Regions from separate parts of the Mus musculus genome. Here region 1 is linked to region 2. A link is a loop called in an ENCODE intact Hi-C map of the cell type or tissue named here. Cell type or tissue: left cerebral cortex. All regions are shown on one strand. Links, peaks and the distances in the headings refer to the core of each region. The heading gives the core; the rest is flanking DNA.

Region 1 (11,735 bases), core at 1,674-9,673, 100 kb after region 2:
AGCACCAACGTGGTGGCTTACAACCATCTGTGAATACAGTTCCAGGGAATCTGACCCCCTTCTCGGGAATTAGATACACATGAGGGGTACAAACATGTAGGCAAACACTCATGCACATAAATACAAAGAATGTAAGACTAAAAACAAAGATTTTAGTCCATTTCTAGCCCCACCAACACACATTCAAATCTTTTGCTCTGAGTTCTGAGAACAAAGAAATAAAATCATTTTAATTTCTGTTCTTGATAGACTTCTCAACCTATTGGGAAAGACTGGTAAATTAACTAGACGGTGACGAAGAGCGAGATGATTCCTTCCTTCTCAAGTTTAGGGCAAGATCAGCGCGTGGTGAGGCGAGGGCTCCATTTTCAAGTGTCTTTCTCTTCGGAAAAGGAGCTCCCTTTGTGCAAACCATCTTCCCCGCCTCACTCCGGGTTCCTTCCACCCCACCTCTCTCCCGGTGCGTTTCCATGGAGACCGCAAGCCCCTCGAAGCTTCCTGTGTTTCCGCTCCCCTCCCCCCACGCCATCTCTCTTAGTTGCAGATTCCCTCTAGGGTTGATAATATCCAGAACATTCCCCAGGCAGGAATTATTATTCGCATACGGTATCAGTGAAAGCTGAGACCCAGACGTTAAGCGATTTGCTCCTGGCTCCGCCTGCCGCCAAGCTCGGACACCCTCCGCCATGCACACTCGGCCTTCTGCGTGCAGCAGGCTGGGCCTCCTCTCCACCTAGACTTATTTCTTTTTTTCCCCCTTTCCTATCTTTGTTAGCTCAAATTTTTTTTCTTATAAGAAAATCAGAATATGTTCTGACTAAAACGACAAATGACATGAAGCTCAATCCTTACATTAGTGACTTTAAATCTATTCTTGGACTCGTTGTTTCAAGTCCTTTGTGAACTGAAATAGTGCTGGATGATAAAGACCTGCCAAAAAGCCATCTCCGAATGCACCAGCTCCCAGTATGCGCAGGCAACAATGATAATCTTATGTTTGAGTCTTGCAGTATGCCAGAGTGCATTAAGAAAAACCATTTATGACCAGGCCAAATTTACCCAACACATAGAGAGAATTTAGATACAAGGTACCAAGTAGTTAGAACTGTAACTCTAGAAGACAAGAATATCAAAACCTTGACATAAGGAAAACAGCCTGTCCTGCAAGGCTGTTTCTCAATCCCTTAAACCTATTTTTGTCTCCTGCACATTAATCTGAAGTTGTCACACTTGTACGGTAACCATACAGATGTGAAAGGACTGTACAAATTTTGAGGTGCTTATCATATGTCATTCTTGTTAAATGAACATTAGGGGCTGGAGGATAGCTCAGATGTGGAGTGGTCACCTGGGTTCAGTTGCCAGCACCAACATGGTGGCTCACAAACACCTTCAGAGGATCTGAAGCAGCCTCCGAGCTCCTCGGGCTTCTGCACACACTTGGTATACATGCAAGCACTCAGGCACACACAGACATGCATGTAAACTAAAAATAAACAAACATCAGGGGTTTTTCCCCCTCCATCCCCCTCCCCCTTGTTACATTGATTTTGAAATAGTCTATTGCTAGCAAAGGTCCATTACTGAAAGTGTGCGAGTCTGGCATCCAGAGCCAGAGTTTAATTTCAGAGTCCAGGGTCTGACTTTCTTCTATCAGTCTGAGAAAACCAAGTCTGGAGGCCAGTACAGGGAGGGCACTAAGGTCAAAAGGGTGGGCCACTAGGGAGAAGCAGCTATGTGGCTGTCCACCACCTGGGCTCACCCATGGAGTGAGAAACTAGCTCATGTCCTCAGCTTGTCCCCCGCTGCCCAGCCAGCCTCCCTTCGGGGGCCCGCACTGTCTGTGCTATCCATATTCATGGCATATCTTCCTTCAATTAATTCCAATTAAGCTACTTTGTCAATGTTTCTGGAACTAAAACCTCCTTCACTTAGCCTGGGAGCAGAGGATCCTACCTGTCCCCTCCTCACCCCTACCTAACTCATTTGTCCCCTCCTCACCCCTACCTAAGTCATGAGCCCTAAGCATCTTTTCTTCTATTCTACACCCCAGGCCAGATCGCCGGCTGCAGGAGCATTTCTCTCTCTGCAGGTTCTGTCTGGTACTTGGAGTTCTGTCCCCATAGCCTTGTAGGAGGAGACTGCTGCACCCCAGGGGTTGAATAAACCAGCCTCTTGTGGATACCTCCCGGGGAGCTGTAAACAATGGCTGTTCAGATAGGCACCAAAGGAATGAGGCCAGCTCAGTGAACTAATGTTTGTTGGGCTTGCTTTGAGATGCCTGGGAGACCCCAACAAAATCACATCACATAAAGCTCTCACCCCAGCGTGGAGTCCCCTCCTTCAGTAAATTTCCCACACACTATATATTACTGCGCCTTGGGGGGCCCCATGCAGCTGGAGAAGAATTGCAAACAGGTGAGGCTGAGTGCCTGGAGGGGAGCAACTAGAATCTCAGGTGATGCTCTACTGACCTCCCCACCTCCCCCTTCTGTGAGAAAAACACCATCCAGCTGTATCCTAGGTGGGGAAATGGCTTCACATGACGCTTGGAGGACGACGTTCTGCAACAGCTACCCATGTGTTCTGATGGGACCACTTCACAAAATGAAAAGACAACAGCACATGTCCCTGTGAGTTCACATGCATGTGTGGACACCGCCAGCTCCAGCCTTGCACTACTCAGACATAAGGATCCCAGCCCACAGCGTTCACAGGGTTTCATCAAGCTAGCTTCTCATCTCTTCGGTCTAAGAGTGTGAAGGTTGGTTTTCATCTCAAATTGACACACATTAAAATCACTAGAGTAGCCAGGCGGTGGTGGTGCACGCCTTTAGTCCCAGCACTTGGGAGGCAGAGGCAGGCGGATTTCTGAGTTCAAGGCCAGCCTGGTCTACAGAGTGAGTTCCAGGATAGCCAGGACTACATAGAGAAACCCTGTCTCAAAAAACAAAAACAAAAACAAAAAAAAAAATCACTAGAGTAGAGGACCTCACCTGCAAAACCATCCTGATGGCTTTAATTGTCATGGGAAGACCCACCCCAAGTGTGGCATCTTGGATAAAAAGATCATGGCAAAGGGAAGACCGTACACCTTTTGCTCCACTGGCCTTCCCTCTTGCCGCCGGGTTGATTTACCCTGTTGCTTGTGATGATTCATTCGCTGAGGTTAGAACCAGTGATTCCCGTCAAGCTTGAGAGACCAGCGGCTTTCAAGGAATCTACCAGGTTCTCAGTGCCAAATTGAGACTACGGAGGAGCCCAGCCTCCTGGGTTGAGCAAAGACCAGCCTTTCAGGTATGAGAGAACTGTTCCTTCTGTTTATATAAATTCATACTCATCCTATCGCTTCAGTTTCCTGTCCCCTAGACTCAGGGTTGTTCTGAAAGTTATGATCAAACAGCTCAACTATACAGTGGCCAACAATAATGGATTGTGATAGAAAGGATATCTGATATCCAGCACTTGGGAGGCAGAGGAGTTCCAGGTCATCTTTGGCTACACATGGAGTTTGAGGCCAGCCTGGGCTACATAAAGATTTGTCTCAAAAACAGAAACAAGACAAAAGGGAAGGAGTGAAGGGAGGAAGACGTCTAAATAGAATGTACCACAGAGATGTCTCTCGTCAGCCCCGTGCTGGTCACTGCTGGCCGCTGCTGCATGGTGGGCTCTTGTCCACTGCAGACACCTGTTGTGACCTCTGACTGGCTTCCCCCTGCTGCTTCATTTTCACCATATTCAAACTTGACAAATCCAGGATCACACAGGGTCAGGGGATAGTCACCGATTCCTCTAAACAGGAAAAGAATTTGGATATGGGATGACCCAAGACCCTCTGTCCACCCTAGCAGTCAGTGACCTTGAACCAGATGATAGTCCATTTTATAGATAAAAAGACTTAGGCCCTGAATGATTTATTCGCTGTCACCCAGGCTCACAGAAGTGGAGGAGCCCCATAAGCTATGATATGGCTAAGAGCTGATTTTCACACACACACCCCAGCGAGAGCTCTTGCTAGGAGTATTTTGCTTGGAGAAGGTTTTCAAAGACCTGGGACTCTGGGGATGGCTTCTATCCCCTGGCCACAACCACATTTATGTTGATCCAAGGTGATTCCTCTGCAGTTCCCACCAGCACCAGCACCTCCTGTCTTGATGCTCACCGTGGTGCTTTCTGCTCACTGGAGCCTCAGTTTTGGAGTCCCGAGCCAGAATCCTACCCAGGGCTCTTGTTTCCAGGGTCCATTCTAGCGTCCAGACCCCTCAGAGCCTCAGACTGAGCAAAGCACGTGTCCAGTTGCAGAGCAGCAAAGCAGGAAGAGGCCTGGGCTGTGTTTGCAGCTGATCACCCTTGTCATTGGCAGGAAAGTGGAGTTCAGGAAGGAAGGAAGACCTGTGCTTCATCTCAGGGCGTCAAGGATGAGGGCCACACACAGGAGCTCACGTTTGAGTGCAATCCTCCTGCCTCGGTTCAAAACTGCTCACCTGGTCACCATGGGACTACGATGGACATCAGAGACGTGCATCGCCTATCCAGATGTTGGTATAGGAGCTGGCTAACGTGAGAGGACAGGGCAGCAGGGTGGCTAGAAAGGAACCCGCTGCACCTCCAGAAGACTCTGTTCTCTCACAATCAGGAAATGTCCGCACACGTTAAGAGTCAATTATCCTCTCCTGCTTGGAATTGATTGCCACGGACTTAAATTGGTGGGTTATTGGAATAGCTGGGGACAGAAACCTGGAGGTAATTAGACTCGGGTAGACCAAACACGCACAGCCCAAGGAACTGGACAGTCTGTGACTGTTAACACCTTGACCTGAGGCCCACACCTCAGCACCTGGAAACTTCCATGTGCTTTTGCCCTGTCCCCAACCCTTCCGGGGCAGGGGGTGTGTGAACTTTGGGGATTCTCACACCAGCTGGGATTCTCCTCTGGTCTTCCAGAAGCCTCACAGCTTCTGTGTCCTGACACTGGCCACACTGGCTGTTACAACTTGTGCATCTGTCTTCTCCAATCCAATCTTTTAACTCCCGGGCATGGACAGTAGGCTGCCTGGAAGAGGAGAGGAAGAAATGGAGAAGAGAACAAGAAGCCAGCCCCCATCTCATGTCCTCTCTTCACTCCCCTGAGATCCAGGCTCTGGAATATCAGGCTCCACCCTACCCAGCGCCAGGATTTGGCTTCAGACCAGTTTTCTCTGGTAATAAATCATTCATCGGCTCCAAATAACTCTTGCTAATGCCCTGCTTCTGACCAAACTCAAGGGTCCCGAGTTGCATAGACCCTATCCCCAACCACACGTGTTCCATATGCCTCTGCCAGCATTCGGAGAGGTTCCCCAAGAGCGTCAGAAGGTTAGCATGTACTCTGTGCAGGCACTGAAGTCACAGAAGTACACAAAGTCCACCAGGGCTTTGAATTAGCCAGACACCTGAAACACTTCCAAAGAGAATGGACAGAGTCAGAAAGTGATAGGTAAACAGGCAAGTGCCATTAGCAAGCAGTTCCAGCAGTAAGTTGATGCTGCCTCCCCTGTCCCCTTCCTCTTCTGAGTCACATATATCCCAAGCTAGTCTATTAGACTCACTATTAGACAGGCATGACCTTGAACTTGTGACCTTCCTTCCTCTAGCTCCCAGTGCTGGGACTACACTCATGTGCTACCATGTCACTTTTATTGGATGCTGGGGATTGAACCCAGGGCTCTGTGAATGCTTGGCCAGCACTCTGCTAACTGAGCTAGAGCCTCAGCTACACCAGTTGGTTCATGAAGGAGCCCTTAGAGGGTACTGAGTGAGGCCATGTTGGAGATTCACACTGAAGCCTTGAGATGTAACCAAGCCAGGAGAGTGCCAGGACACCTGGAAGGGATTTTTAGGGACTTAGCCACACTCCAGAACATGCTAACATTCTGACACACTAATGTTCCAGGGACCTTCTGCCCCACCCCCATTCCACGCCATCAGCCAGCACTACAACTAAAACATCTCCCCCTACCAGCATTTATTCTTTTCTTCATTCTTTAGATCAATAACTTTAAGGTTTTGGGGAATGTAAACCTCCTTGAAGAAAATGTTAAAAGTGATAAAGTACATGATTTCTTCTCCTTGGGGAAAAATTTACATGTAAATTTTATATATCATTTCAAATACTCAATGAGGATTCTTGGCAGAGTCCTTAGACTCTAAGTTAAGAGCTATTTAATTTTACCCTGTCTTGACCCAGAGGACATTTAAGATAAATCAAGATTGACAGGTCAAGAGGAGACTGGATAGAAACGAGGCACAAAATGGAGCCTGGACTGAGACTGGCACAGGCGCTGCGCCCTACAGCTAAGACTGTGTCATATATTTAGCTCTGAAGACTCTAGCAACCAAGGTAAAAAGGGAAACACGTCGCTTGCGCAGGTCACAGTGTCCCTGAGGTAAAAGCAAACCACTTGTTCCTCAGAAGAGGCACAGCCGGCCTCAGAGTGCCAGACCATTGAGATTCTTTCCTGAAAGACTCAAAGAATGACAGAGGACAGCTCTCAGCAGAGCCTCCCACAGACTCTGATGCTTTCCCTCCCTGCGGCAGAGCAGCCAGTGTCTCCTCTTTTGCCTGGAACTCTCTTAGTTTTAGTGTAGTCTGAGGCAAACTGAAAAGACTGGTTTCATTTTTTTAAAAATGTAACTTTATATTTATATACTTTAGGTGCATTGGTGTTTGACCTGCATGTATGTGTTGGATTTCTTGGAACTAGAATTATAGATAATTTTGAGCTGCCTTGTGGGTGCTGGGAATCGTACGTAACCTGGTCCTCTGGAAGAGCGGTCAGTGCCTTTTTTTTTTTTTTTAAGAGTTATTTATTTTATTTATATGAGTACACTGTAGCTGTCCTCAGACACACCAGAAGAGGGCATCAGATCCCATTACAGATGGTTGTGAGCCACCATGTGGTTGCTGGGATTTGAACTCAGGACCTCTAGAAGAGCAGTCAGTGCTCTGAACTGTTGAGCTATCTCTCCAGCCCTGACTGGTCTAATTTGGGGTTACAGTTCAGTTTGTGTATGGGCTGATGAGATGGCTTATCAGGTAAAGGCACTTGCCACCAAGCATGATGACTGAGTTTCATCTCCAGAACCCACATGGTGGGAGGAGAGAACTGAATCCTACAAGTTGTCCCTTGACCTCCAGGGACATGTTGAATGTAGCATTAAATGGTTTTTTGTTTGTTTTATTTTATGTGTATTGGTGTTTTGCCTGCATGTATGTCTGGGTGAGTGTGTTGAATCCCCTGGAACTGGAATTGTACACAGTTGTAAGCTGCTATGTGGGTGCTAGGAATTGAACCTGGGTCTTCTGGAAGAGCAGCCAATGCTCTTAACTGCTAAGCCATCTCTCTGGTCCTCACATGAAATGTTTCAGCTTTGTTTGTTTGTTTTGTAATATATATTTTTGTTTGTTTGTTTGTTTTGTTTCTGTTTTTTGAGACAGGGTTTCTCTGTATAGTCCTGGCTGTCCTGGAAGTCACTTTGTAGACAAGGCTGGCCTCGAACTCAGAAATCCTCCTACCTCTGCCTCCCAAGTGCTGGGACTAAAGGAATGTGCCACCATGCCCTGATGTTTTTTAATATTTTTATTTTATGTGTACAGACTTTTTTGTCTGTGTATACTGCTTGCATGTCTGATGCCCATGGAAGCCAAAAGAGGACTTTAAATAGCCTGGAATTGGGGTTATAGATGGTTGTGAGCTGCCATGTAAGTGTTGGGACTTGAACCCAGGTCCTCTGAGAGAGTGACCAGTTTCTTAACTGCTGAGCCATCTCTGCAGTACCACCACCCCCCATACACACACACACACACACACACACTTGCTTTTATAAGCCAGGAGTATAACCCCGTTGGAAGAGAATAAATTTAACACACTTAAGGTTCTCTATTTCATCCCCAGTAAGGGAAAGAGAGAGAAAGAGAGAGAGAGAGAGTGAGAGAGAACCACAACAAAACTACCTCATCTAAGATTAGTCTGCAAAGTTGTATAAAATTAAAATTATTCTTGGGAGTTTTTTTTTTTTTTTTTAAAGATTTATTTATTTATTATATGTAAGTACACTGTAGCTGTCTTCAGACACTCCAGAAGAGGGCGTCAGATCTTGTTACAGATGGTTGTGAGCCACCATGTGGTTGCTGGGATTTGAACTCTGGACCTTCGGAAGAGCAGTCGGGTGCTCTTACCCACTGAACCATCTCACCAGCCCCCTTGGGAGTTTTTTTGGTTTGGTTTTTTTTTTTTTTCCAGACAGGGTTTTTCTGTGTAACATCCCTGGCTGCTTTTGAACTTATTTTGTAGACCAGGCTGGCCTCAAATTCATAAATATCTGTCTGCCTCTGTCTCTGGGGTACTGGGATTAAAAACATGCTCCACCACACCCAGCTTTTTTTTTTTTTTTTTTTTTTTTTTTTTTTTGAGGCAGGCTTTCATGTAGCACAGGCTAGCCTCAGACACCTTAAACTCTTGATCCTTCTGCTCCTACCTCCCAAATGCTGGTATTACAGATATGCAGCACCACACATGGCTTAAAATCCTGTCTGTAAAGTCTCTTCGTTCTTCACCCCTGAAGGAAAACAGAGCAATGTCACTAAACATACACAGCCTTTTCCTCCCCTGCCCATGGAATAGGCTACAATTCCTTTAGTGTGAGAACTGATGAAAAGACTGACTTGCCCAAGGGCAGCACCACTACAATCATGCGCAGTGTGCAAGATGCTCACACATGGCCACTGGGACTCATGGAAGGGACAGTCAGCTTACCTCGCCTCTGACACTCTAACCCTGCTTGATGCTGAGTATACACTCTATATTTAGCATAAAATCTATTTTTCTATTTCTGTCTCTCTCTAGTCTTTTGATGTCAAATATAATTGAATTCTTTAAGCTGAACAAAAATTGTATCTATCGCCGGGCGTGGTGGTGCATGCCTTTAATCCCAGCACTGGGGAGGCAGAGGCAGGCAGATTTCTGATTTCAAGGCCAGCCTGGTCTACAAAGTGAGTTCCAGGATAGACAGAGCTATAGAGAAACCCTGTCTCGGGAAAAAAAAATGTACCTATCTCACAACATTGCTATAAAAATTTAAAAGGCTCAGTATTGTGGGCTGTGGCTGTTGTTGCCAATGGGTCACTTGGGCTGGGTTTGGTCCCTCAGCAGCAGCGGATGAAGAGTGATCTTCCAAGTGTATTAAACTCGGGTAATTTGTTTTGTGTCTTCAGATTTTTGGTTTACATTTTTGAAACGGGGTTTTATGTAGCCCAAGCTGGCCTTGAACTCCTGATCCTCTCCAATCCACCCCTCCAAGTGCTTGGCTTCGAGGCATATACCACTACATGTGTGCTGAGGATGAATTGCAGGGTGTCAGGCAGACTTATCAAGCGCTCTACCAACTGAGCTGCAGCCCCAGTCCATCTCCTGTATTTCCTGTGGTAATTTTGCATAGAAGCCCTGCTGGGAATTTGGCAAAAGACCCTGTCACAGAGACAGGCTGTAGGGGTTAGCCCTCAGTAGTTATAAAGGACCATGGAGGTTCCTAGGCACAATGGACAAACTTCAGAGTCTGGAGCAGAGTGAGGAACTCTGGAATCTCACATGAGCTACATTAAGTAGGAGAGTGGACAGGCCCTGTGGCCTTGCCTCTGTTACCACACTCTGCGAGTGACTCCAAACACACCCAGACATAGCCTCTCCTGAGTTCCTGGTGTTTAGACTGCACAGCCCCTTCCCATGTGGCTCGATGGTCTCTGGGGGCCGGCAGCCTTGGCTGGCTGGGATCTGTCTGGAGGACTGGCACACTGGGCTGTGTGCCAGGAAGGCGGCCACAAAACAATGAGACACAGAAAGTGAGAACATGACACCGTGGAATGCTGTGCAGATGTGAGGGGCCGAGACTAGCAGACCGAGGTGAGTTCAGAGGCCAGAGAGACTGAGCGTGGACTGTGCCTGCAGGGAGGGAGGGAGCAAATGGGATTGGTTCTGAAGGCTCAGAGAGGAATCTGTCTGATACTCATTTCCCAGAGGCTTAGAGAACATTGGTTAGACACCTACTGTGGTTGAAATTCTAGGATAATGGCCATGAAGTCTGACTTAACTTTTAGGACAGAACCTACTTCAGTGCTGTGAACGGCAAGCCACTTACCTCACCAAGACTCCGTTTACAGGGGGACTCTGTGCCGTTCCCATACTGTAGAGTTGTTCTAAGGATTAGATAAAATGACTAACACTGCTTGTTGTACTTCATTTATGTTGGTTCTACTAGCAAGTTTATATATATGTAAATTTTATCCTCACACAAATCCAGGGGAGGGGATATTTTCTTCCTTACCTTTGAGGTGATAAAATGGAAGGTCAGAGAGGCCAAATAACTTGCCCCAAGTCACACACATGGCTAACAAGTGGTGGAGATAGGACTTAACCTCCCGTGGAGACCATTGTGCAGCGGCAAGCTGCTATTGCATTCCTTTCCATGAGGTACAGTAACTTTCTCAACTTTCTCACACAGGAACTGCTCTGTCTCTATCAGCTGCCAACATCGCAGTCGCGTTTTGACAGCTTTATTGGGGGTCTAATTTGCATATTGTGATTACATTTTGGCTATTAGGGAGTCTTTCTGAGCCTAAGACCCCTCACATCACACATTTCTCCTCTGTGGTTTCCAGTTTGATCCCCAGAATTTGTCTTGCACCAGGCTTCTCCCTGGTAATCTCTACAATCTTGAAGAGATTTGCAGTAGCAACCAGACCTGCCTGGTGTGGCTGTGGCTAGCTTCCTTCCTGTCTGTTGGTGACTCAGTCATTAACCTAAATGATGGGCTCACAGAACTGACAAGCCTCTGACAGATCCCAGAACCACTGCAGGTCCGGAGCAGATGCCTTTCACTCCAGAGCCCAGCAGCTACAGAAACAAACTACATAATTTGCAGGGTCCAGTATATAATTGAAAACGCGGGGTGTCCTAGTGTAGTGTCTGTGGCTGTAATAAACACCATGACCAAAAGCAATTTGGGGGAGGAAAGGGTTTAGTTGATTTACACCTCCACATTGAGGGAAACCGGGGCAGGAGCTCAAGGCCTGAACCTGGAGGCTAGAGCGGAAGCAGACCCAGAGGTGAGGTTGTCTCTGGTTCCCCAGTGACAGAGGAGAAAGGTTCAGCTTTTTAGCTAGCTCATGTGAGTCCCTCACGCAAGATGTACCACCTGTGGCTCCGAGAGCTTAGCGTGCTTGGTAAATTTGCTTTGGGGACAGTGGGAATTGTACAGATACTGCCAGCCACTGGCATGTGCCATGTCTTCTATGAAGCTCTGAGGGCAGAGAGAGAAGGAAGCCTAAAGACCCTCTAGCCCAGTGGTTCTGAGCCTTTTAAAGCTGAAACCCTTTAACCGTTCCTCATGTCGTAATGACCCCAAGCCTAAAATTATTTTGTTACTACTTTATAACTATAATTTTGCTGTTACACATTGTAATGTAAATATCTGTGTTTTCTGATGGTGTTAGGCAACCCCTTTGAAAGGGTGGTTTGACTTCCAAAGGGGTCATGACCTACAGGTTGAGCACCGAAAAAGTCCAGCCCAAACCAAACATTGACCAGGAATTTTAATCCAAATTCCACCCTTTGCAGAGGTACAGGTCCTGAGTGGACCCTGCATCTTTTGTTCATTTCCTCCTGCCAAGTGCCTACTAGAAGCTAAGTCTAGACAGTGCA
Region 2 (11,735 bases), core at 2,085-10,084:
CCCCCCTCCTCAATAATTCTGTAAAAAATTAGATGCTAGCCAGGCATCATAGTGGCACACACCTTTGATCCAAGCACCTGGAGGTATATGCCAGCCATGTCTACACAGTAAATTCCAGGATAGCCAGGACTATAAAAAAGATCCTGTCTCAAAAATTAAGAAACACATAAATTTTAAAAATGCAAGCTATTGGGGGTGGGGGAGAGCCAGCAGTGGTGGTACACACCTTTAATCCTAGCACTCAGATGCAGAGGCTGGTGGATCTTAGTTTGAAGCCAGTGTGGTCTACTGAGTGAGTTCCAGGACAGCCAGAGCTACACAGAGAAACCCTATCAAAACAACAACAACCAAAAAAAAAAAAAAAAAAAAAACCAAACAGCACTCCAGAGGCAGAGGCAGGTGGATTTCTGAATTTGAGGCCAGCCTGGTCTACAGAGTGAGTTCCAGTACACAGAGAAACCCTGTCTCAAAACAAAAACAAACAAACAAACAAACCTGTGGGGCTGAAGTGATAGCTCAATTCCCAGCATCTATGCCACATGGCTTATAATTGCCTATAACTTGAGTTCCTGGGAATCTGAAGCCCTCAGACAATCACACTTATGTGCACAAACCCACACAGATACATACAAAATTACAAATAAAGTAAAACTGTTGGATGTGGTAGATCGTGCATTTAATCCCAGAACTCTAAAGGTAGAGACAAGGGATCTCTGAATTTGAGGGTAAGCTACATAGTAAAAGCCTGTCTTTAAAAAAAAAAAAAAAGTTTGATTACCAGTGAGTACTCTAAATCTACACAACAGATACCTAAACATTAATAACTAGCTGATTTGAATAATCAAAATTATTTAAATTACAAAGACTAAAGGATAAATTTTAATTCTGTATAATTCCTGCTTTCTGGACTTACAAAATATTTTTGATGCTCTGTAACTATCCAGAATTAGTATCCTTTTGCAACTACATTTGACACTCACAACATGGAGTACTGGTGAGGCTCTCACTCGGACTCTAGGACAGTCTCAAATCAAATCATGGCTCTGCTGCAAACTAGATGTGATTTGTACTTAACTCTTCTAACATCTCCTGTCCTTACCAGTAAATAAGAATAATATAAAAGACTGTTGGACAGAGTAAGTTAATTTTCTAAGATCTTGTGATAGTTATTTGTACAAAGACTATGAACTCTTAGTCTATATCAAGTATCAATTTAAAATTATCTGACTTGTGTAATTAATAGAAAATATCTGTTTTTTTCCTTCAGTGCAAGGAGTTAAACTCAGGGCCTTACATGTGTTTTACACTAACTTCTCCATAGTTTCTTAAAACTCACACTAACTTCTTTATAGTTTTTTAAAATCTCTGTGTGTGTGTGTGTGTGTCTGTGTGTGTGTGTGTGCGCGCGCGCGCGCACGCACATGCGCGCGCGCGCGTTCCACACACGTTACCACAGCACAAGAATGGAGCTCAGAGGACAACTTGCAGGAGTTGGTGTTCTCCTTGCATCACATGTATCCCTGGGATCACTGTCAGAATCAGCAGTAAGTACCTCTACCCAATGAGTCATCCTGCCAGCCTTCCCTAATTTTTGTAAGCCATAAGATGTTTTGTATAGTTAGTCTTTGCTCAATTTTATTGGTTTGCAGTAAGCTTGTATACTTTTTCTTTTTCCAACTACATAAACAATTAGAAAAGTAAAACTACTGGGCATGCTAGTGCATACATTTAATCCCAGAACTCTGAATTTGAGGACAGCTTACATAGTCTTCTTAATATCCTAACCTACTGTTTTCAAATCAAAAGAATGAAAAACTTCCTTACAGGTTGTAGAAGCTATTAGCAAGGAAGCCAAGTTAGAAAAACAAAAATATTGGGACTACAAGTCAAAAAACATTTCTAATCACAACTCAAACCGTTAATTACCTCACATGGTGATCTCAATTACAATATTTAAAGTTTTTTCAAAACATGTCTTAGTATAGAGTACAAATAGAAATGTTGGTTAAAGTATGAATGAATGAATAAATGATCAACCTTAGGCAGTTTCCTCTTCTATAAAATTGAGAAAATATTCACTAGATCTGATAAGCAAGTGACATGTATATACTAAGAATAAAGACCTGCTTTGAAATCTGTCACTCCATGTTCTTCAGCAAATATCTCAACCTATGAATCACAAACTCCTCATTATAAACAATTTTCATGGGGCTTTGGGTAAAACAAGTGAAGAAATGCATAAAAAAAGCACAGTACCTGGAAAAAGAATAAGTAGTCTAATAAATGTTTTCTCCTTCAATACACAGAATTATGAACATACAATGAAAAAAGTTATATGAAGATAACACTGAATAACACTATTAATTCAATGGAGATATCTGAATTGTGAATATTTGCATTTAGGTACTTTTTCCTATTTGGATATTTGAAAAGTGAAGCACTTGGAGACATGCTGGTTTTTAAACTTCCTTGAATTATATGATCACCTGCGATTCCAAACCTACAATTGATTTAAAAGCATGTGAACTATCCTAAGTTCTCTAACATTTTTATAAATCTACATCTCCTACTTTTGACAAACCAGTGTCTCTTCCTTTGCCTGTTTTGGGGGTTATACTGGAAATTATAAGACTTCACTAACACTAGACAAGTAAGCTAGCTACTACTAAGCTACACCCTGAATACTATTTTTTTTTTAAGATTTGTTATTGTAAATAAGTACATTGTAGCTGTCTTCAGACACACCAGAAGAGGGCATCAGATCCTATTACAGATGGTTGTTGAGTCACCATGTGGTTGCTGGGAATTGAACTCAGGACCTCTGGAAAAGCAGTCAGATGGCTGAGCCATCTCTCCAGCCGCCCCGCCCCCTTTTTTTTTAAACAACAACATACTTCCAGGGGGCTGGAGAGATGGTTTAGCGGTTAAAAGCGCTGACTACTCTTCCAGAGGTCCTGAGTTCAATTCACAACAACGTCGTGGTGGCTCACAACCATCTGGAATAGGATCTGATGCCCTCTTCTGGTGTGTCTGAAGAGAGCAACAGTGTACTCATATAGATTAAAAAAAATAAATCTTAAAAAAAAAAAAAACAAAGAACATATTTCTAACTACAAATGACACCAATTTCTTAACATTATTGCAGTAATTAAAATACATGCAGTTTAATCTGGAAAGAAACACATCTCAATTTTTACATCCAAATATTCACTTTTTGTTTGTGAGCTTTAGTGGTTTGTTTGTTTGTTTGTTTGTTTGTTTCTAAAATTAGATTTCACTATGCCTCCACGGCTGGCTCAAACCCACGGAAATCTACCTGCCTCTGCCTCCAGGCACTGGGATTAAATCGTGTACCATCATAAAAAGCTAAAACTTGTGCTAAACAACACTTATGAGCATCAGCATTTGCAGGTTAAGTCTTGAATGTCTTGTTTCTCTGAAACCAAATCTTTTCATAGTCAGAAAATTCAGTTGTTTTCTATCCATGGATCCTGATTATAAAGAACACAATCTAGGGGCTGGAGAGATGACTCAGTGGTTAAGAGGACTGACTGCTCTTCCGAAGGTCCTGAGTTCAAATCCCAGCAACCACATGGTGGCTCACAACCATCTGTAATGAAATCGGACTCCCTCTTCTCTCTTCTGGTGTGTCTGAAGACAGCTACAATGAACTTACATATAATAATAAATAAATCTTTAAAAAAAAAACAACAACACAATCTAGCTGAGTGGTGGTGACTCACCACTTTAATCTCAGCACTCAGGAGGCAGAGGCAGTCTGATCACTGTGAGGGTTACAGATCCAGTTCCAAGACAGCCAAAGCTACACAGAGAAACCATGTCTCAAAATGCTCCCCCTCCCCAAAAGAACACAAGATAATAAGCATTTATGTATGTCAAGGTTAATTTTGAGCTTAAAAAAACGTTCTCTATTTTTACAAAAATGTACACTCTATAAGAACAAATAAAAAAATCACCTTTAAACCAGGCAGTGGTGGCGCATGCCTTTAATCCCAGCACTCGGGAGGCAGAGGCAGGAGGATTTCTGAGTTCCAGGACAGCCTGGTCTACAAAGTGAGTTCCAGGACAGCCAGGGCTACAGAGAAACCCCGTCTCGGAAAAACAAAAACAAATCACCTCCAAGTGCTGCCTTATAAAAGTATTTACAATTACAGTCATAAAATTTCATTTTAAAGCTTAAATTTAACATGCAAAGCACTATTCTTAAATTAACCAAAATCAGATGTAATTCTAGGTAAGTTACAGTTTATAAATTTGAAGTAAGTTTATTATATATGTGTCAATACCTTATTGACTGTACTAACATCTTGGCCAAAGCTAACGAAGACTTTCTTTCTATGGTTAGATGTTCACCATACTTAAAACATGAACATGTCACTCACTTTCACTTCCACTTTTAGACTCTTTTAAGGAAGCTTTACTTTTTTTTTTTAACCATTTTCTACACTAGCCAAATAAAACTATGCAAAGAAAAGAGCACAGTATCTAAGAGGTTAAGGTAACTTCCTTTTGTTTATAATATTTTTAAAATGAGAAACAGCTTAAACTTCTCTTCCCAACATTGATGGTGTTTAAGCCCTCCGTATAATTTGTTTATAAAGGCACCATAAAGCACACTGTATGCTCGTGAGCTATCTTAAGAAAAGCCAAATCAAACAATATTTCATAGTTTTACAAGTTGTGGCTAATCTGTAGTAGGATGTAAGTGTACACCATATTTCTGAGGGGATACACATGGGCTCTGAGTAAAGAAAATGTTAAGTGCATACACACGCAGTCGACATTTAAAACTTGCCACAATTCAACATTTGGGAATGGCATTTTCCCTAAATAATCAAATCCACTTGGGATTATCTTATTTTATTCCTTTCAAAACAGAGTATGTTGTTTCACCAAGTGCTTCAAACACATTCCTGCTCCAAGGTACGCTCTGGAGGGGGGAGGGGATACATCTATAGATATAAAAGGTTATATGACCTCCGCGAGCTAATTATTAAATTCATTCCAACAAATCACAATTCAAATTGCATTTCTGGACACTAAGATTACAAAAGATCGCAGAACGTCAAATGTTTAAGGAATTACTTTTGTATCGAAATGAAGAAACATGGTATACTAAAACTAAAATCTCACGCAAGGTACAAGATTCGTCTGCTTTAAAGTTTGATAATCTTCTTTTTTAAAATGTTTAACCAACGTTAAGATAACAGTAATTAATCCCATTCAGGTACTGACTAGAAATCCCGCTGCTTCTTTGAGGTCTAACCACCTCATTCTTTTGTAATCCTGATATCAAAAGGATCAGAAACCACTTGCGAAGGCGTGCGACACACTGGGGAAGTGCTGTCTGTTTACAAATACGAATCTCACAGTTACCCACGTCAAAAGCGCGCAGTACCAGCACCTCTCGACTGGGGGGCGGGGGACAGAGACGGCGGGTGAGCAGGAAACGAAATCCACACAAACCTACCTCTGCTCCCTCCCGACAAGGACAAGCCCGGGGGATGGCGGGGAGGACACGCTGTGTGTGTGTGTGTTTACAAGTGTATATATACATACACATACACAGGGTGAAAGAAAGGCACACAATACAGACAAACACGCACTGGATCTAAGCGAAGGCTAGACCAATCCCGTTAACTCAGATACTCCTACCCCGTCTACAACAGGTTTCGGTGGCCGGACGGGCGCCCCAGCTTTCCCTAAGGTCGGCCCCCCAAAGCCCTCCTCAGGCCGCCCAGGCCGCCTTCTCGACTTCCCTCCTTCCCTCGGCTTTCCCCTGGGACACCAGAAGCCAGTTCCAGCCCAGGAGGAAGTGCCAGGCCCCGAGGGGGCGGCGGAGACGCGCTCCGGCGGCGCGGACACCTGCGAGGCGCCGCACCTGAAGGGGACAAGCTGGGGGCCCCCGGGCTCAGCGGCCGAGCACACCCCCTCGGCAGCCCGCGCAGCGCGGCGGCCCGCAGCCCCGTACCTGAGAAGCCCGCGAGCTACAGGCGCGCGCGACGCCTCCTCATCTCAGAGGCTCCGGCTCCCCCTCCGCCTCCCGCCGCCGCTGCCGCCCCCGTCGCCGTCGCCGCCGCCGCCGTCGCCGCCGCCGATGGAGGCCAGGACACGACGAGCTCAGGACTCCACCGCCATGTCCGCCGCGCCGCGAACTGCATTGTGGGGGGGAAGGGACGGGGAGGGGGAGGAGGAGGGAGCGAGAGAAAGAGGAGGACCCGCTGAGGGGAGGGGGCTGAGGGAGAGTGGCGCCCGGCCGAGGGGGGAGGGGAGTCGGAGGCTCTCCCCAGCCTGGGATCCCGATTGGGATGGGAGGAGATAGCCTCGGAGGCGGGGAGCAGAGCCTCCCAGAGCTGGGTTCAGGGGCTCCCTCTTCTTTAATTCTGGGGATCCCCCCCAAGCACCCGTCAAACCTCGGCGGAGGAGGGGGTAGACCGGGGGGCGTGGGGGGAGGGGCTTCGTTCCGGGGCTCGTGGCGGTCGCCCGGAAACAATGAGGAGGGGATGGAGGTGGGAGGACGGCGCGCACACACCCGCGCTGAGGAGGGAGAGCGGGCGAGCGCGCGCGGGCTCCGATCGGCGCCCGAGCTGGGGGCGGGCGGGCCCCCGAGGGAGAGAGGAAGGGAGGGAGGGAGGGAAAGGGTCGGAGCTACCCGCGGCTCGCTGGCTGGAGCGGGCCTGCAGGGAGAGAGAAAGAGAGAGAGAGGGTCCTGCGGTCCAGCACGCCGACGCCGGGAAGCGGCGCGAGGACGCCGGCGAGCTTAGGGTCGCGTGCACCGTCGCGCTTCTCACGTCAGGCTCCCTGGCTGCGGGCGCCTTGCCTGAGGCCCCCGGGCGGGAAAGGGGGCAGGTTGCCTAGCTGTGCCCCAGGGAGAGGCCGTAGATGTGCAGGCTCGGGCTTGTCACTGTCCGACAGCCCACGCATTTCTTGAATCCTCCGCGACCATTCCTGACTTCTGAGCACTGTCGAGCAGCTAGCAGGAGGGAGCCCCCCACCCCTTCACCCTTGCATCCAGTCCAGTTTTGCATCACCTCAGGACTAACAAAGCAGAGAAATCTTGAGAAATAGTTCGAAAACCATTTCTTTAGTTTCAGGTGGGCATAGAAACAACTACCAAGAACGGCTTCCCTCCTTCCTCCTTTTTTTTTTTTAAATGTGTTAGCTTCCTCTCATTTAAATTTACACTCATGGAAGACTAGAAGGCTTTGTTAGTTTATTTTAATGACACCCCCCCCCCCCGCCCTCAAGCCTCGAGATTATTATTTGACCAGTCTCCTACTTCACTCAGAGCTGGTCAAATCACACAACTGCAGTCCTTGAGGTGGATATTTACTAGGCAGAAAAAGTGTATGGCACTAAACGTGGGGTTTTATAAAGGGAAGCAGCTGAATCTTAAATATTTACAAGGTAATGACAAATTTTCTTGTGACTCACAGACCAGAGCTGCTAAGAGGCTACAGAGAGGCAATTGTCTCTGCAGAGTTCATCGACTTCCTGCTACATCCCAGAACTAAACACCTCTCACATGATATGTCCGTCAGAATCCCCAAAGCTGAACAAGCTTAGTGAGAAGGGACCAAGCATTGCCAACTTACTTCTAGGCATCGAGCTGAGGAGGCTTCATACACTTAACCACCTAATCTTCATAATGATCTTGTGACAATAGATACTATGGCTTCCATTTGCAGAGGAGAAAATATGCTCTGACAATCCCCTTCCCCCTGTCTCTGACTCCAGCAGACCCAGGAGCTGTGGATAGAGGGTAGCCAGTCAACCCTTCCAGCTTGGGGCGATTATCAAACTAATAAAAAATCCAGAGTTGCCTCATCTGAAACATTTTTAAATGTGTCCAAACTTCAGAGAGATAAGGTAAAGAACAGAAGAGGAAATGAAAGTGAAAACCGAATGTTAGGTGTGGTAGATTACAGCTGTAATATCAGCATTCTGGAAGCTGGGGCAGGATGATCACCAGGTCAAAGCCAGACTCTGTAGCCCAGGCTGGCCTCGAACTCAGAAAGCCGCCTGTCTTTGCCTTGATCTCTTTAAAAATAAAAAATAGACTTATAGCTTCCACAATAACATGTTCATTTTTTTGTTTTGGCTTTTTTGTTTCTTTTCCTTCTTTCTTTCTTTGTGGTGTTTGGGGGAGATTGGAAGAGCAGAGGACAGATATGAAGGAATGGGGAGAAGAGTGGGGTGGGGGCATATGATGTGAAATTCACAAAGAATTAATAAAATGTTTAAATAAATAAACGACTTGTATGGTGGAGTGGTGGAGTACACCATTAATCCCAGCAGGGGATAGGAAGGCGGGAGTAGGTGGATCTTTTGAATTTTTGGCCAATATGAAAAGGAGTTACAAAGCAGCCAGGGCTACCAAGTAAGACCTTGTCTCAAAAAACCAGGATTTGGGCAGATAGCAGCTCAATGTAACAGTACTTGCCTAGCATGTAAAGGGCTCCGAGTCTGATCCTCAGTGCTGGAAAGAGAATAATGAAAACGTAAAGCTGATAGACACACTTAAAAGGATTACCAACACGCTCCTCACTGATATTAATGTCATTGGACCAAATTCAACTGAACTCCTGATTACTTAGTATAAGCAAATCATAGTTCAGTGCCTAGACAAACTACACAGACTGCTGTTCAGAAATCTCACTGTTGAGCAAGGAAGGTAGTTTTATTAACCTGTAGTCAATAGAGCATATGACTATACAGAGAAACCCTGTCTCAAAAAAAAAAAAAAATAGAGCATATTAACAAAGAGTTAGGCAAATACACTAGAGAATGTGATAAATTCTATGTGGGCGAGCCTCCATCAGAAGAGATAGACCCTAGACCTTCAAGGATTACCTGTTTTGTGCCAAACACATGTTTATGATTCAGCAGACAACATTTAGTCTACAGTATGAAAATATTGAGTCTACAAGAAAGCTTCAGCCAGATGAGAAAGTCCTGTGTCTCCAGATAACTCCCTTTTCCTATTTTTCAAGATCCAACTCTTATTTAGTTGTTGTTATTGCTTAAGACGGGCTCTCTGGTAGCTCAAGCTGGCCTCCAGCTAGCCATGTAGCTGAGGATGACCTTGAACTCCAAGTCTTAGGATCACAGGTATGTACTGCCGTACCCCTTTATTCTTGTGTCCTTTACTAAATCTGATCACACAAACATCACACTCTCTCCAATCTCTGGATCCCAATTATTTTACCTGTCGGTCACCAATAGATTATAATCTTAAGCACAAATACTTATATTTGTATTGCACTGCCTCCATATTTGCTGAGTTGAATGCTTGGGCTGCCATACTCCTATTTATCATTACAACTAGATAATTCTGGTATTCTGACAGGAAGAATGAGGAAATACAGGGTTTAACCAATGCCAGCATTCATTAAATATATCAAAGACAGAACCTGAATGCCAGGTCTATGTTCTTTGCTTTGAACTACAGAGTACTGAAAAAATTACAAATCCCAGGCTGCTCTGTGAAAATACTCAGAGAACCTGTAATACTTTCAGGAACAGTCCCATGGTTGTAGTTAAGGCCTTAAATTTAGACTTCCCATCTAGATGTCCCAGGAACTCTGCTTCATCCTAAAAGGTGAAATTTTCTTCCAGCTAAAGTTTGATTCTGTCTACAAAATGAGAAGTAGAATTATCTAGTGAACCGATACTTTTATCTGTTATCTTCTTAGATAATGGGGCTATGTTATTCAGCTTCTATTAATAAAATGACATACCAGAAGTAGCTTACTTATGTAGAAAGGAGGTTTAGGGTTTGGAGTGTAGTTCAATATCAGACTGCTTGCCCAGTATGCTCAAAGTCCCGGTGTTTACTCTCTATCTCTGGGGGAAGGGGGTTACTTGGCTCACAATTTTGAGGTTCAAAGTTCAAGATCTGATGATGGTTTAGGCCTCTGTTGAGGTGAGACATAGTGTCACATGGTGGCAGAAAATTATGTAAGAGAACAGGCTTTCCTAGCTCCATCCAGAAATAGGACTAGGCTCGGGCATTTCTAACAGCCCTAGCAGAAAACCACTTCCTTTAATGCTACTGATCTTTCACTAGGCCCAACCTCCTTTTTCAAATTAAATTGTTGGGGGACAAAGGCAGGGACTGCTCAGTCTGCCTGTGTGCCTGCTTACATACAGAGGCCAGACAAGGGCACTGGGAGTCTTCCTCAATCTCCTACCCTATTTTTTGAGATGGGGTCTCTCACTGAACCTGGCTGGCCAGTGAGCTCCCAGGATCTCTCTTTTGCTCTCTCTACTCCTTAATTGTAGAATCACTTAAGGCCTTGCCTGACTTGCAAATGGCTCTTGGAGATTTGAACTCTGTCCCCTTACTTTCACAGGAAGCACTCTTACCTGTGAGGCATCTTTCAAACCCACCCTCTCCTCCCCAAAGGTTCCATCTGGTATCACACTGCCTTACCGGGAGCAAAGCATCTAAATTTGTGAACCACTGAAGGACAACCAAATCCTACCCAGAACGAAAACTTATTAAAATAAAATAAACCCTATCAGTGAATATAAGGTCAATTTGGTGAGAATCAGAGCAAGAAAGATAAACCTAAAAGATAAGTCTATCCAAACAAAGACCTGCTGGTTGATCCTAAAGACCCATGTATGTGGTGAGAGGAGAGAGCCTCTGACCCTCACACATGCACTGTGACACTCATGTGCCACACACACACACATTAAAAAAAAAATCTTTTAAGAATGCATCACACCAATACAGTGGTCCTAACTATGTCTTCTTCTGTTTTGTAATCCCAGCACACAATTCTGAAATGTAAGAAGTTCCCAAAACTTGTTGACCTGTTCGTTATCTATAATCAAGAAAATATCTTCAAAGTTTAAAATTTGTTTAGTTTTACTAAGACCATAATGAAACCAAAGTTCAGGGCAGGGGTGTGTGTGCATAACTCAGCGATAGATGACTTTGCCTCACATGCTCAAGGCCCTGGGTTAGACCTTCATTATCAAGGGTGGGGGTGGGGTCCTGAGGTCTGTCTGCTCACCCAGAAGACAGTGTAAAGGACTATTTGTCTGTGGCTCTTTGCATTCCTAAAATTAAACAAGATAGAGGATATAAAACAACTAAACTTTTTTCTTTAATCCTCTTCTCAAACTTGAGGGTCTCACCTGCCTCAGTTTGGATTTCATACGCCCTTGTCAGGGCACATATGTACACTTACATTGATTCATCAGAGTCTGTCCAGAGGACTCTCGATTTGGAACTTTAAAAACAGGAAACAGAAAGTAACACTACGCCCTTTCACTTACTTAAAGTATTAGAAAGTCTTTTTTTTTTTTTCCCCAAAATGACATTTTTTTTTTTCCTCAAAAATAAGTGGCCTTCTAGATGGCTTAACCAGTACAGGTGCCTGCTGCCAGCATCTGACTGAGTTTGATTCTTGAACACACAATAGAAGGAGAAAACAGACTCTTTGACCTCTACCCTCACTGTGGCACACCCACCCCGTGCTACATACCACAAACACACACACACACACACACAGAAACCCATAAGGAAAAAAAGATGATTTTTAAAAGACATTAGTATTATGGTTCTATGGAGCTAATCTAGTACCACATCTTAGGGACTAAAATAAAAATAATTTTCTTTAGGGGCTTGAGAGACAACTCAACAGTTAAGAGCATGGTTGTTCTCCCAGAGGACCCAAGTTTGATTCCCTACGTTCATATGG

Evidence for each region. Peaks named below come from ENCODE experiments on the same cell type or tissue, not always from the same donor. Only the 100,000 strongest peaks of a DNase experiment are listed, where the experiment ranks them.
Region 1: a loop joins it to region 2, with 2.1 times the contacts of the local background. A loop is called at or near these places in 12 of 42 quality-filtered maps.

Annotation. Positions count from the first base shown.
Region 1 is chr4:108,349,123-108,360,857 of GRCm38, reverse strand. Gm46889 (a long non-coding RNA gene) reads left to right here and starts at 9,661. Exons shown (of 2, transcript XR_001784545.1): 1 at 9,661-9,938. In left cerebral cortex, for the core only: no CTCF peak of the experiment used is centred there; a DNase peak (open chromatin) is centred at 6,484.
Region 2 is chr4:108,454,458-108,466,192 of GRCm38, reverse strand. It overlaps Tut4 (terminal uridylyl transferase 4), which reads right to left and starts at 6,783. Exons shown (of 31, transcript NM_175472.4): 1 at 6,554-6,783; 2 at 5,993-6,176. In left cerebral cortex, for the core only: CTCF peaks have their summits at 2,739 (motif pointing right) and 5,422; DNase peaks (open chromatin) are centred at 5,473, 6,259 and 6,766; H3K4me3 peaks cover 2,984 bases; H3K27ac peaks cover 1,742 bases.